Linked DNA regions of Homo sapiens: region 1 is linked to region 2. A link is a contact called in ENCODE Hi-C or POLR2A ChIA-PET data. All regions are on one chromosome and are shown on one strand. Each heading gives the region's core, a stretch centred on a gene start or an enhancer-like site at or near the end of the contact. The rest is flanking DNA. Distances are from core to core; before and after follow the strand shown. Region 1 has its middle 15 kb from the start of ERN2. Region 2 holds the start of NDUFAB1 (NADH:ubiquinone oxidoreductase subunit AB1).

Region 1 (6,889 bases), core at 2,293-4,792, 130 kb before region 2:
CCGGGGAGGCTGAGGTGGGAGAATCACTTGAACCCAAGAGGCAGAGGTTGCAGTGAGCCAAGATACATACCACTGCACTCCAGCCTGGGTGACAGAGTGAGACTGTCTCAAAAAAAAAAAAAAAAAAAGAGAGAGAGAGAGAGGAGAAACCATGTAGGGTAATAAATATTATTTTTAAAAAAAGAAAAGAGGGAAAGCTTTCTTGCTTTTGGTTTTTCCAAGATGCCAATTGTCCTCATTTCCCCACCTGTGAACTGGGAGAAATCCTCCATCAAGAAGTTAACCCCCTTGTTCTAGGGGAGAGGTGGAGGGATAAGTCTGTTCCCTGGGTGTTGCATCTCCCCACTCAGAGAATAATATTTTATCACACTTAGACTGGTAGTTCTCCAACTCTAGGATGCATCAGAATGGCCTGGAGGATTTGCTAAGGCACAAATGGCTGGTTCCTGACTCAATAGATCTGGGGTGGGACCAGGAATTTGTAATAAGTTCCCAGGCTGTGCACCAGAAACAACTCCCAGCCCTCATTAGCCAGAAGAGAAATGATTTGCAGAAATTTAGCCCACTTGAGATAAAAGCTTATTCTCAAGTACAAGCTCAAGCTCAGGAAGTTGTTTGATGCTCCTAGGTTTTCTTCTCAAAGCCTGGGCATCCAGGACATTTTTTTTATTTTATTTTATTTTATCTTTACTTTTATTTTTTGAGATGGAGTCTCGCTCTGTTGCCCAGGCTCAAGCACAGTGGTGCGATCTCAGCTCACTGCAATCTCCACCTCCTGGGTTCAAGCAATTGTCCCGCCTCAGCCTCCTGAGTAGCTGGGATTACAGGTGCCCGCCACCATGCCAAGCTAATTTTTTTTTTTTTTTGAGACAGAATCTTGCTCTTGTCGCCCAGGCTGGAGTGCAATGGCACGATTTGGCTCACTGCAACCTCTGCCTCCTGAGTTCAAGCAATTCTCCTACCTCAGCCTCCTGAGTAACTGGGATTACAGGCACACGCCACCACACCCAGCTAATTTCTGTATTTTTAGTAGAGACGGGGTTTCTCCATGTTGCCCAGGCTGGTGTCGAACCTCTGACCTCGTGATCCACCCGCCTCGGCCTCTCAAAGTGCTGGGATTACAGGCATGAGTCACTGCACCCAGCCTAATTTTTGTATTTTTAATAGAGATGGGGTTTCGCCATGTTGGCCAGGCTAGTCTCAAACTCCTGACCTCAAGTGATCCATCCACCTTGGCCTCCCAAAGTGCTGGGATTACAGGCATGAGGCACCACATCCCGCCAAACCAGGGTATTTTAGCTTGATTCCTCTGGAAGCAAAGCCTGAGATAGGGCTTCCGATGCATAGGGTTTATTCATTTATTTCTTCTGGAAACAAATATAAGGGAGAAAAGGGAAACAGGGTGAGGCAGGGAGAGAGATGGAGCAAAGATGTGGTCTCAGGAAAAGTCTAGCCTTGGTCTGATCAGTGAGGGTTTGTAGGGCATAGGCTATAGTGCAGAAAGGTTCTTCCTGGAGAACAGGGGCGGGGCTTTTCTGAGGACCACAGGATTGGGTAGCTTCCAGGAGAGGCAGCTTGCATCATCCCAGGGCAATGTTCTGAGGAAGGGAGACGGCTATGGGCTGTAAACAGCCAACACTCACTGCAGCTGGGAAATGGGGGTGGGATCCCACTGTGTCTACTACGCAAGGCAACTTATTTGACTCTGCAGAGATTCTGCTCAATGGGGTGGTTGCTCAGCAAGCTTGAGGCTGAGATGCAAGGTTTTGCTTGTTTTAGTAATTAGGTTTTCTTTTTCTTTTCTTTTGCGGCAAGATCTCTGTCACCCAAGTTGGTGTGCAGTGGTGTGATCACAGCTCACTGCAGCCTCGACTGCCTGGGCTCAAGCAATCCTCCCGCCTTAGCCTCCCGAGTAGGTGAGACCACAGACATGTAGAACCATGGTTTGATTTTTTGTAGAGTGGAGGTCTCACTGTGTTGCCCAGGCTGGTCTCGAATGCCTGGGCTCAAGCAGTCCACCTGCCTCAGCCTCCCAAAGTGCTGGGATTACAGGCATGATCCACTACACCCAGCCAGGTTTTCTTTTCAATGTTTGTATATTTTATTAAGAAAATTAAACAAAAGCATTGTGTATGAAATCCCTCATATTTTTACCATAAGGGCATAAATCCATGTATCCGCTTCTTCATTGGTTTTTAACCTTTTATTTGAGTATCACTTATGATGTACTAGTAGACTTTTAACAACTGGCTCTGCAAGTGTAGCTCTGACATGCATATTTGTTGATATTTTTGTTTACATAAACAACTAGGAAGAGAAAAATGAAAAGAAGATTTTTTTGGAACTTTACTCATTTTTCAATGACAAAAGGAAATTCTTTGTTGAATCAGATAATAGATTTCAAACACAAGGAGAATATTTCCTTGATTTTTTGTCATTAACAGACACAACACTTCTAAAAAATATTTTCGGCCGGGTGCGGTGGCTCATGCCTGTAATCCCAGCACTTTGGGAGGCCGAGGCGGGAGGATCACCTGAGGTCAAGAATTCAAGACCAGCCTGGCCAACATGGTGAAACCCCGTCTCTACTGAAAATACAAAAATTAGCCAGGCGTAATGGTGCATGCCTGTAATTCCAGCTACTCAGGAGGCTGAGGCAGGAGAATCGCTTGAACCCAGGAGGCGGAGGTTGTAGTGAGCCAAGATAGCGCCACTGCACTCCAGCCTGGGAGACAGAGTGAGACCCTGTCTCAAAAAAAAAAAAAAAAAAAAAGTTTAGGGGGTCAACAAAATATAAATCAAGCCCCAACTTGTAGCATCTGCTGACTTCCACGGCAGAAATACTTGCACCATAACTGATTCCAAAATGGTAATGTGATGTCACTGGAATGGAGTTGGGATATGATTCTGTGTAACCCACCATTACATAGTAATAGTATTTCCACCATACAGATACCATAGATAGAAAGAATCCCAAGTGTGCTCAGAAGCAACAGTAAAAGAATTAGAAAATATATTTTGAGTATTTATTACTTTTGTCTTTAATATAATGTATTTAATTGTAAGTGTGTATACGTTAATTGTTAATGATGTCTGGACAGGGTGGCATGCGCCTGTAGTCCCAGCTACTGGACTTGGGAGGCTGAGATGGGAGGATCGTTTGAACCGGGGAGGTGAAGGTTGCAGTAAGACAAGATCGCGCCACTGCACTCCAGTCTGGACGGCAGAATGCAACTGTCTTTAAATCAATCAGTCAATAAAGTGTTCATGCCCCCTGCATCTGTATCAAGAAACATAATGCAGTTAGATCCCCCAGGAGCCTCCCTCAAGCCTCCGCCGAGTTACTACCCTGTTTCTTCCCCACTCTCCCTTCTCCGTGGGTAACCAATACTTGCAACAGCTTGGAACCCTTGGCTTGCTTTTGTCATTCCAATGGAATCATGAGCCTGCAGTTTGAAATGTTACCATTAGAGGCCTCTCGTGAGGCAAAACAGAAATCTGCAGGACTCCGCCTCTGAAACCCAGTCCCGCAGGACTTCTGGCCTTCTTCCGACGTTAAGGAGATGGTTACTCATGCCCGGGGCTGGGAGGAGAAAGTGAAATGACTGAGCTCTGTGCGTGGGTGAGCTCTTGGAGGAGATATGAGGCCACGAGGTTCCCTGGGGGAGATAAAGGGACCAGCTTTGGCCTTAAACCCCAGTGTGGGCCGGGAGCGGTGGCTCATGCCTGTAATCCCAGCACTTTGGGAGGCCGAGGCGGGCGGATCACCTGAGGTCAGGAGTTCAAGACCAGCCTGGCTAACATGGTGAAACCCCGTCTCTACTAAAAATACAAAAAAAGAAAAATTAGTCGGGCGTGGTGGCGGCCATCTGTATCGGGAGGCTGAGGCAGAAGAATCGCTTGAACTTGGGAGGCGGAGGTTGCAGTGAGCCGAGATCGCGCCATTGCACTGCAGCCTGGGCAACAAGAGTGAAACTCCGTCTCAAAAAAACAACAGGCCAGGCGCAGTGGCTCACGCCTGTAATCCCAGCACTTTGGGAGGCCGAGGCGGGCGGATCATGAGGTCAGGAGGTTCAAGACCAGCCCGGCCAACAAGGTAAAACCCCGTCTCTACTAAAAATACAAAAAAAATTGGCCGAGCGTGGTGGCGGGCTCCTGTAATCCCAGCTACTTGGGAGGCTGAGGCAGGAGAATCGCTTGAACCCGGGAGGCGGAGGTTGCAGTGAGCCGAGATCGCGCCATTGCACTACTCCTGTCTGGGCAAAAAGAGCGAAACTCCGTCTCAAAAAAAAAAAAACAAAAAACAAAAAACCCAGTGTGTCGTGCCAGTGCATTAGCATAGCCCAAATGAGCACCAAGGAGTGTTTCTGCCCAGGCAACAGGACCGCTTACCAATGGCTCCTTTATTTGAAGCCTAAACCTTAATCGGCTCATTAGTTCACACCACCATGATCTAGAAGAAGCAAACCATGGGAAAACATCAAGGGGAAAATAGGAGGAAGGAAATAGAACATAGAGATTAAGCTCGCAGACTCAGGAGTCCAACAGACCTAAGTTTGAATCACAGCCGCATCACTTACTAGCTTTGTAAACTTGGACAAATTACTTAACCTCTATGAAACTTAGTTTGCTCATCTGTGAAATGGAGACAAGAAAACCTTCCTTGAAAATTACTTAGCAATTAAGTAAATCACATATGTGCAGCAACAGTGACTCTTTTGAGGAGGATAAAAGGAAGACCCTCATTTTGTTTCCAAAGACATTCCAATCCACTGAATTTATGATGTGCAGAACTGGCAGGGTATGTGAACATGGGAATTAAAACTGCTCCAGGCCAGGAGTGGTGGCTCACGCCTGTAATCCCAACACTTTGGGAGGCTGAGGCAGGAGGATTGCTGATTTCTTGAGGCTGGGAGCTCGAGACCGGCCTGGGCACACTTGAGCCTGGGAGACAGAGAGAGACACTGTCCCCAAAGTTGTTTTTTAAAAAACATTTCTGCATAATAATATAAACAGCTCTTTCATTTGGTCAAGGACATATATGCAAATCAGTGCATACATGCATATCACATAGATACATCCAACTTTATATAAATGGGATACATAATGAGAGTATTTTCTATTTTTTAGTAGCTTTTTTCTTTCTTTTTTGCTGGTTTTATTCCTTCATTAGTATAACACTCCCTCCAGCCTACCACAAAACCCCTGTTAACAAACCAGTATATTACATTCTGTATTTTTCTCCATGCTCATATAAAATAACTTACAAACATATTGCAAAGTTTTACAAAAATAAGTTCCTATAAGGTTGTTTTCTCATCTTGCAATTCTCAATGTGACTCAAAGAAATTCTTCCAAGTCAATGACTGTAACTCTATTTTTTTTTTTTTTTTTGAGACAGGGACTCGCTCTGTCACTCAGGCTGGAGTGCAGTAACACAAACACAGCTCACTGCAGCCTTGACCTCCTGGGCTCAAGCAATCCTCCTGCCTCAGCCTCCCACGTAACTGGGACCACAGATGCATGCCACCACACCTGGCTAATTTTTTAAATTTTTTGTAGAGACAGGGTATCACTGTGTTGCCTAGGCTGGTCTCAAACTCCTGGGCACAAGTAATCCTCTCTCCCCAGCCTCCCAAAGTGTTGGGATTATAGGCATGAGCCACCACGCCCAGCCTCATATATATGTGTGTGTGTGTGTGTGTGTGTGTGTGTGTGTGTGTGTGTGTGTGTATATATATATATATATATATATATATATATATATATATATATATTCTTTTTGAGACAGAATCTCACTCTGTTGCCCAGGCTGGACTGCAGTGGCACGATCTCAGCTCACTGCAACTTCTGCCTCCCAGGTTCAAGCAATTCTCCTGCCTCAGCCTCCCAAGTAGCTGGGATTACAGCCACCAGCCACCATACCTGGCTAATTTTGTATTTTTAGTGGAGACGGGGTTTCACCATATTGGCCAGGCTGGTCTCGAAGTCCTGACCTCAGGTGATCCGCCCACCTTGGCCTCCCAAAGTGCTGGGATTACAGGCATGAGCCACTGAGCCTGGCCTCTAATATATTATTTTTAATAGCTGCATAATACTCCAAATTGCAGATGTTATATAGTTCAGTCAACTATTTCTTATTTATTTATTTATTTAGAGACAGAATCTCACTCTGTTGCCCAGGCTGGAGTGCAGTAGTGCAATCTCGGCTCACTGCAACTTCTGCCTTCCGGGTTCAAGTGATTCTTGCCTCAGCCTCCCAAATAGCTGAGACTACAGGTGTGCGCTACCACACCTGGCTAATTTTGTTTTGATTTTTGTTTTAGTAGCGACAGGGTTTCAGCATGTTGGCCAGGCTGGTCTCGAACTCCTGGCCTCAAGTGATCCATCCACAATGGCCTTTAGTCAGCTATTTCTCAACTGAAGGATACTTTCATTGTTTCCACTTGTTTGTCACTAAGAACAATGCTACAGTAAGCACATTGATATTTCTACCATTATAAACCTGGTGCTTTTATTTTTATCCCCGAGAGTGGGGTTTCCAGGTCAAAGGAGTTATGTATTGGCTGAGGCAGGAGTATTGCTTGAGGCCAGGAGTTCGAGTTTCTTGCCTGGACAATATAGCAAGATCCCCATCTCTACAAAACATTTTTTAAAAAACAAAAACAAAATAACCAAATAAGTCTGTAACAATTTACATTTCCACTAGTACCACGTGTGACTGTGCTCTTCTCTGACTGCAATAGGTTTAGCCTTCTTTTTTGTTTGTTTGGGTTTCCTTTTCTTGTTCTTGTTCTTTTTACTAATTTGTTTATTTTTTTTTAGACAATATCTTGCTCTGTCGTCCGGGCTGGAGTGTAGTGACGCAATCATAGCTCACTGCAACCTT
Region 2 (6,161 bases), core at 1,348-3,847:
GCGGGCAGATCATGAGGTCAGGAGTTTGAGACCACCCTGGCTAACACGGTGAAACCCCATCTCTATAAATACATACATACATACATATATACATACATACGTGTAACACTGAAAGACTAGATAGGTCATGGGAAGAGATGGCCCCAATTGTGAACTTAGTAGGATTAGGTTCTTCCTAAGCTAAGAGCTACATTTTTTTGGGAAACAGAGTCTCACTCTGTTGCCCAGGCTGGAGTGTAGTGGTGTGATCATAGCTCACTGCAGCCTTGACCTCCTGGGCTCAATTGGTCCTCCCACCTCAGCTTCCCAAGCAGCTGGGACCACAGACATGCATCACCATGCCTGGCTAATTTTTTAAATTTTTTATGGAGACAAGGTCTCCCTGTGTTGCCTAGGTTGATCTCAAACTCCTGGGCTCAAGCGATCCACCTCCCTTGGCCTCCCAAAGTGCTGGGATTACGGAGGTGAGCCACTGAACCAGGCTTGCCTGTCTGGCTTGCTCACAGTTGCAGCCTCAACAATTAGTACGTAACAGATACTCAATTTTTTTTTGAGACTTTTTTGAGATGGAGCTTCACTCTTGTTGCCCAGGCTAGAGTGCAATGGCGCGATCTCAGCTCCCTGCAACCTCTACCTCCCGGGTTCAAGCAATTCTCCTGTCTCAGCTTCCTGCCTCCTGAGTAGCTGGGATTACAGTCACCTGCCACCACACCCAGCTAATTTTTGTATTTTTAGTAGAGACGGGGTTTCACCATGTTGTCCAGGTTGGTCTCAAACTCCTGACATCAGGTGATCCACCTGCCTCAGCCTCCCAAAATGCTGGGATTACAGGTTTGACCCACCATGCCTGGCCCCCAGACACTCGAGTTTTAAAGGAATGCTATAATAAATAGAAATTATTTTACAACAGTGGGATGAAACTATGTTTTTTTTGTTTTCGTTTTTTTTTTTTGAGATGGAGTCTTGCTCTTTTGCCAGCCTGGAGTGCAGTGGCGCAATCTCGGCTCACTGCAACCTCTGCCTCCCAAGTTCAAGCGATTCTCCTGCCTCAGCCTCCTGAGTATCTGGGACTACAGGCGCGCACCACCACACCCAACTAATTTTTGTATTTTTAGTAGAAATGGGGTTTCACCATGTTGACCAGGATTGTCTCGATCTCTTGACCTCGTGATCCACCCACCTTGGCCTCCCAAAGTGCTGGGATTACAGGTATGAGCCACCGCGCCTGGCAGCATACCATTACATTTTATTTTACTTGGATTTAACAAAAATAAAAAGAAATTGAGGTAAAACTGGTGACATTATTGGATCATTCATTCAGGCAGATTTCAGAATTTGGAGTCATTATCCCGTGTGTTTCCATTTCAGTCAATATCCTTTAGCTCCCTGCTTAGAAATAGGAATTAGCCTTCTTAAACTCCTCCCTCGCTTACCTATTTTTGTTAGCTATTGTAAGGAACATGGCTGTGCTTTGGTCAAGGATAGGCCAAGGTAAGATGTTTACATCCTGCGTGACTCAGCAAGTTTAGACAGAGGCGTATAACTCCACTTGTTATCACAGCCATGTAGGCATAACATGGGAAGGTCATCACTTGGCTCTAAGCCACTATTTTCTGTAAAAGGTATAATTGCCCTGCTGATACTGTACAGGCGTTCGTGCCCAGAGAAAGAGAGAGCCAGAGCTGTCAGTCTTTGCAGACAGACAGGGGGAGCCAGATCACAGCTGAGAGAGAGTTAAGCTGCTGACCCTGAAGGCAAGGGAGAGCCAGCCTCGCAGTTGTGTGGGGGAGCCATGGGACTAAGCAGCTGAGACAAGGCAGACAGTGTGAGAGAACTAGTGTAAGTAAGCTGCTGATGAGAGCTGCTGCTGAATAAAATCATCTTTCACCTGCCTACCGTCCCCTGAGTGTTCTTTCAGCTATCTGTTCATCCACCCACTCCCCTCAGACCTCGATATGGGCTGGAACCTGGCTGTGGGCATGACAGTTGGCATAGTCGTGGACCTGACAGCTATATTATACACTGTCAAGTTTTAAAACATGTATATTGTTTTAATCGTAATTCTCACATTTATTAGTCTTAGGTATTGAAATTGATTATTTTTTCACATTATTATATATATTTTTTTACCTATTCAATAAATGTTAATACTTGTGGAAGAATTGTGGAATCAAAACTTTGTCCTTTTTTTCTTTTAATCTTTTTTGTAATAGAGACGGAGTCTTGCCGTGTTGGCCAGGTTGGTCTTGAACTCCTGAGCTCAAACAGTCCTGCCACCTTGGCCTCCCAAAGTGCTAGGATTAAAGGCGTCAGCCACCGCACCCGGCCCCAAACGTTTAAACAGATGTATTTCAGAACTTTCAGATAAAAAATGAAAGTAGGTTTCTCGTGCCGTGTCGTTTAGGGAAAGACGGCGACGTCTGCACAGTTTAGTTGTGACACCAAGCAGTTGTTCGTCCCCGAACCTGGATGGGCTCCGAGGGCGCAGTGCCTCCAGGAGCCGCCAGGGGCCGCCACCGCCGGCGGTGCCCGACAGCGCTGCCGTGTGCGTCGCCTGCGCGCCGCCGGAAAGGAACCCTGGTCCGGAGGCGGCGGCGCAGTGCATCCTGGGTTGGCGTAGCCATGGCGTCTCGTGTCCTTTCAGCCTATGTCAGCCGCCTGCCCGCGGCCTTTGCGCCGCTGCCCCGGGTCCGGATGCTGGCCGTGGCCCGGCCTCTCAGCACCGCTCTCTGCTCCGCGGGGACCCAGACGAGGCTCGGGACTTTGCAGCCGGCCTTAGTGCTCGCGCAGGTGACTCGTGGTGACTTTGCTGCCGCTTGGCAAGGGTCAGGGATTGGGCCCGGTGGGGGTGGGGGCCGGGCATCCGGGGCGCGCCAGCTGCAGGCAGGGGTGACCCGGGGGGCAGCCGGCTCGCTCCGCAGCCCCGCTGCCTAAAGGTGTTTAGTTGACCCCTGACGGGAGGCCGGGTGACCTCGTAATAACGAGCAAGAGCACTGACTCGAGTCCAGCACTGCTGGGCTGCCGCTTACCGAAACTTTGGACAAGTCTCCTAGCCTGGCTCACACTCACCTGCAAAATTGGGATCCTGGTCTCTACCTTGCGGAGTAGCAATGAGGATTAGATGAGTTAATGCGGCTAGAGCACCTCGTACGGTCTCAAAATAGCGGTCACCGTATTGTAGTGAAAGCAGCATGCAAAGAGGCAGCCACACTGGCCTACAGCCTTCTCCAGAGCGGTTTTCTCTCTGCAGTTCTGTCCTTACTCTTCCCTGCAGCACCTTCTGCCTGTGTCCAGGACTCCTGGAAGTAATTCTAGGAAACAAGCCAAGTGACCTTTGACCAATAAGGATTTGAATTGCGCGGGTCCACTTATATGCGGATTTTTTTTCAACCAAACGCGACCAGTATTTACGGGATGTGCCGCCCCGCGTATAAGGAGGGCAGGCTCTTCCTATAAGCGGATTCTGCAAGGCTGACTGCGGGACGTGAGTGTGCGGGGATTTGGGTATAGTCGGGGGTCCTGGAACCAATCTGCGCAAATACCAAGGAACGACTGTACCTGTAGTATATAGCTTGAGCTGATGAAATCTGCGTGAGGCTGAAACGCCGGGAGGCAGTGATTTCGGTGTTGTTGTTGTTGTTTTTGAGACAGAGTCTCGCTCTGTCACCCAGGCTGTAATGCAGTGGCGTGATCTCAGCTCACTGCAACCTCCGGCTAACGGCAACCTCCGCCTCTCAGGTTCAAGCAATTCTCCTCCCTCAGCCCCCCCGAGTATTTGGGACTACAGGCGCCCGCCACCATGCCCGGCTAAGTTTTGTATTTTTAGTGGAGACGGGGTTTCATCATATTGGCCAGGTTGGTCTTGAACTCCCGACCTCGCAATCCACCCGCCTCGGCCTCCCAAAGTGCTGGGATTACAGGCGTGAACCACCGCGCCCTGCCTTTTTTTTGTTGTTTTCTAAGTTCTCCAGATGACTCTGAAGTGCAGTTGGGAATAAAAATAACCGTCTTAAGGTAGGATAGACTCCCAAGGTCAAGTTATGAAACCCCTTTTCAAAGTCATAGACTTCAGGTAATAGTGGTTTCAACCTTGACTGCATGTTAGTGTGAAAAATAAGTGTGTCTGGCCAGGCGTGGTGGCTCACGCCTGTAATCCCAGCACTTTGGGAGGCCGAGGCGGGCGAATCGCTTGAGCCCAGGAGTTTGAGACCCTCCTAGGCAACATGGTGGAACCCCGTCTCTACAAAAAATACAGAAATTAGGCCGGGCGCGGTGGCTTATGCCTGTAATCCCAGCACTTTGGGATGCCGAGGCGGGCGGATCACGAGGTCAGGCGATCGAGACCATTCTGGCTAACACAGTGAAACCCCGTCTCTACTAAACATACAAAAAATTATCCGGGCGTGGTGGCACGCGCCTGTAGTCCCAGCTACTCAGGAGGCTGAGGTGGGAGGATCGATTGAACCCAGGAGGCAGAGGTTTTAGGGAGCTGAGATGATGCCACTGCACTCCAGTCTGGGAGGCAGACCGTCTTAAATAAGCCAGCCAGCCCGTGCCAGATCGACAGAATCTAGAAGTGAGTACTAGGCGACTATTTTTAGAAGTCATCAAGTGTTTCTTTTGTGAAGCCAGTGTTGCTGTTCACTGACAGTGTAATGGATTCATTCATTGGGCACTGCCCTGTTGGCTGTATCAAAAGGTGAAAAGTGTCACCTTGAAATTAAGGGTTAAAGGCCAGGCGCGATGGCTCACGCCTGTAATCCCAGCAGTTTGGGAGGCCGAGACGGGCGGATCACGAGGTCAGGAGATGGAGACCATCCTGGCTAACACGGTGAAACCCCGTCTCTACTAAAAATACAAAATAATTAGCCGGGCGTGGTGGCGGGCGCCTGTAGTCCCAGCTACTCGGGAGGCTGAGGCAGGAGAATGGCATGAACCCGGGAGGCAGAGCTTTCAGTGAGCCGAGATCGTGCCACTGCACTCCAGCCTGGGCGACAGAGCCAGACTCCATCTCAATAAATAAATAAATAAATAAATAAATAAATAAATAAATAAATAAATAAGGGTTAAAAAGGCAGTAGTTAGAATTGATGAGTGTCTGGTTCCTAAGATTGATTTCAACATTGGGCTAAAATGTGAAGTGACTGTCTTTGTTCTTACAGCATTGATTCTCAGTTGATTGGACATACAGATCACTTAGGCTGGAATACAGATTCTGATTCAGTTCTGGGAAGGGGCCAGAGAGTTTCCACCTCCAGTGGGCTTCCAGAAGATCCTGCTGCGGGTGTTCCTTGGACCATGCTTTGAATGGCAAGGAGCTCAGAAATGTTCCACTATGGCGGCTTGGCTTGCATATATAGCAGAGGAACCATTTTATTTATATTTACAAAGTGGTTTTGACTAAGTTCATTCAAAGATATTGAGGGCCAGCTGTGTGCCAGGACTCATGCTAGCTGTTGAGAGATACAGAGATGGATACAAAAGGAAGACATTAGCTTACATCTTCATTGAACGCTTTGCAGCCCTTATGTCCAACTTGCTGGCTCCTTCTCTGCTGCTGTCTTCTTCCCTAGGCTGTTGTGACACTGTTCTCCCTTGGTTGGTTTGTCCTCCTACCTTGTTGGGACACTTTGCCTTTCAGGCTGGAGTGCAGTGGCATGATCGTGGCTCACTGCAGCCTTGACCTCCTGGACTCAAATGGTCCTCCTGCCTCAGCTTCCTGAGTAGCTGGGACTACAGGCATGAGCCACCACCCCTAATTTTTTGATGTCTGTCTTCTTTTTAGAGACGGAATCTCCTTATGTTGCCTAGGCTAGTTGTGAACTCTTGGGCTCAAGCAATCCTCCTGCCTCAGCCTCCCAAGTGCTGGGATTACAGGCATGAGCCATCACACCTGGTGTGCCTAACCCTTAAATGTTGGTGGGCTCCCGAGTTCTCTTACCACACATGCTCCCTGGACTCTTCACTCCTGGTTTCTGTTATTGCTGTATATCCCAGACCTCCGCCTCCAGTCCTTGTTCATCTCATTTGGACCATTGCTCATGCTACCTATTCCCTGCTGTGAAATTTCCTCTCCTCAAATCCATCCACTATGCCAACTTCAGAGCAACTAGTCACTCATTTACACCCTTTTTCCCAAAAGGAGCTAAGGCAGTTTTCCT

Evidence for each region. Hi-C counts contacts between places; a loop is a spot of excess contacts on that map. ChIA-PET counts read pairs that join two places held with the same protein, here RNA polymerase II (POLR2A). Pooled maps may share reads with other maps.
Region 1: a pooled map shows a loop between it and region 2 (7-fold over the local background). The contact joins the enhancer-like site here to the promoter of NDUFAB1 in region 2. A Hi-C loop is called at or near these places in 1 of 37 single-sample maps with no recorded cell type and 6 of 50 pooled maps. POLR2A ChIA-PET finds 5 or more read pairs at or near these places in 2 of 52 experiments (GM12878 and OCI-LY7).

The regions. Positions count from the first base shown.
Region 1 is chr16:23,724,629-23,731,517 of GRCh38, reverse strand. No RefSeq gene overlaps it. Among named protein-coding and RNA genes, the nearest start is that of ERN2, 15 kb to the right of the region's middle. RefSeq lists an enhancer at 1,386-2,317. Within about 2 kb of position 3,542, at least 2 of the 41 ENCODE cell types and tissues checked have a DNase peak (open chromatin) inside an H3K27ac peak, as active enhancers do.
Region 2 is chr16:23,592,752-23,598,912 of GRCh38, reverse strand. It overlaps NDUFAB1 (NADH:ubiquinone oxidoreductase subunit AB1), which reads left to right and starts at 2,597. Exons shown (of 5, transcript NM_005003.3): 1 at 2,597-2,790. The coding sequence starts at 2,623. RefSeq lists silencers at 2,850-2,939, 4,685-4,861.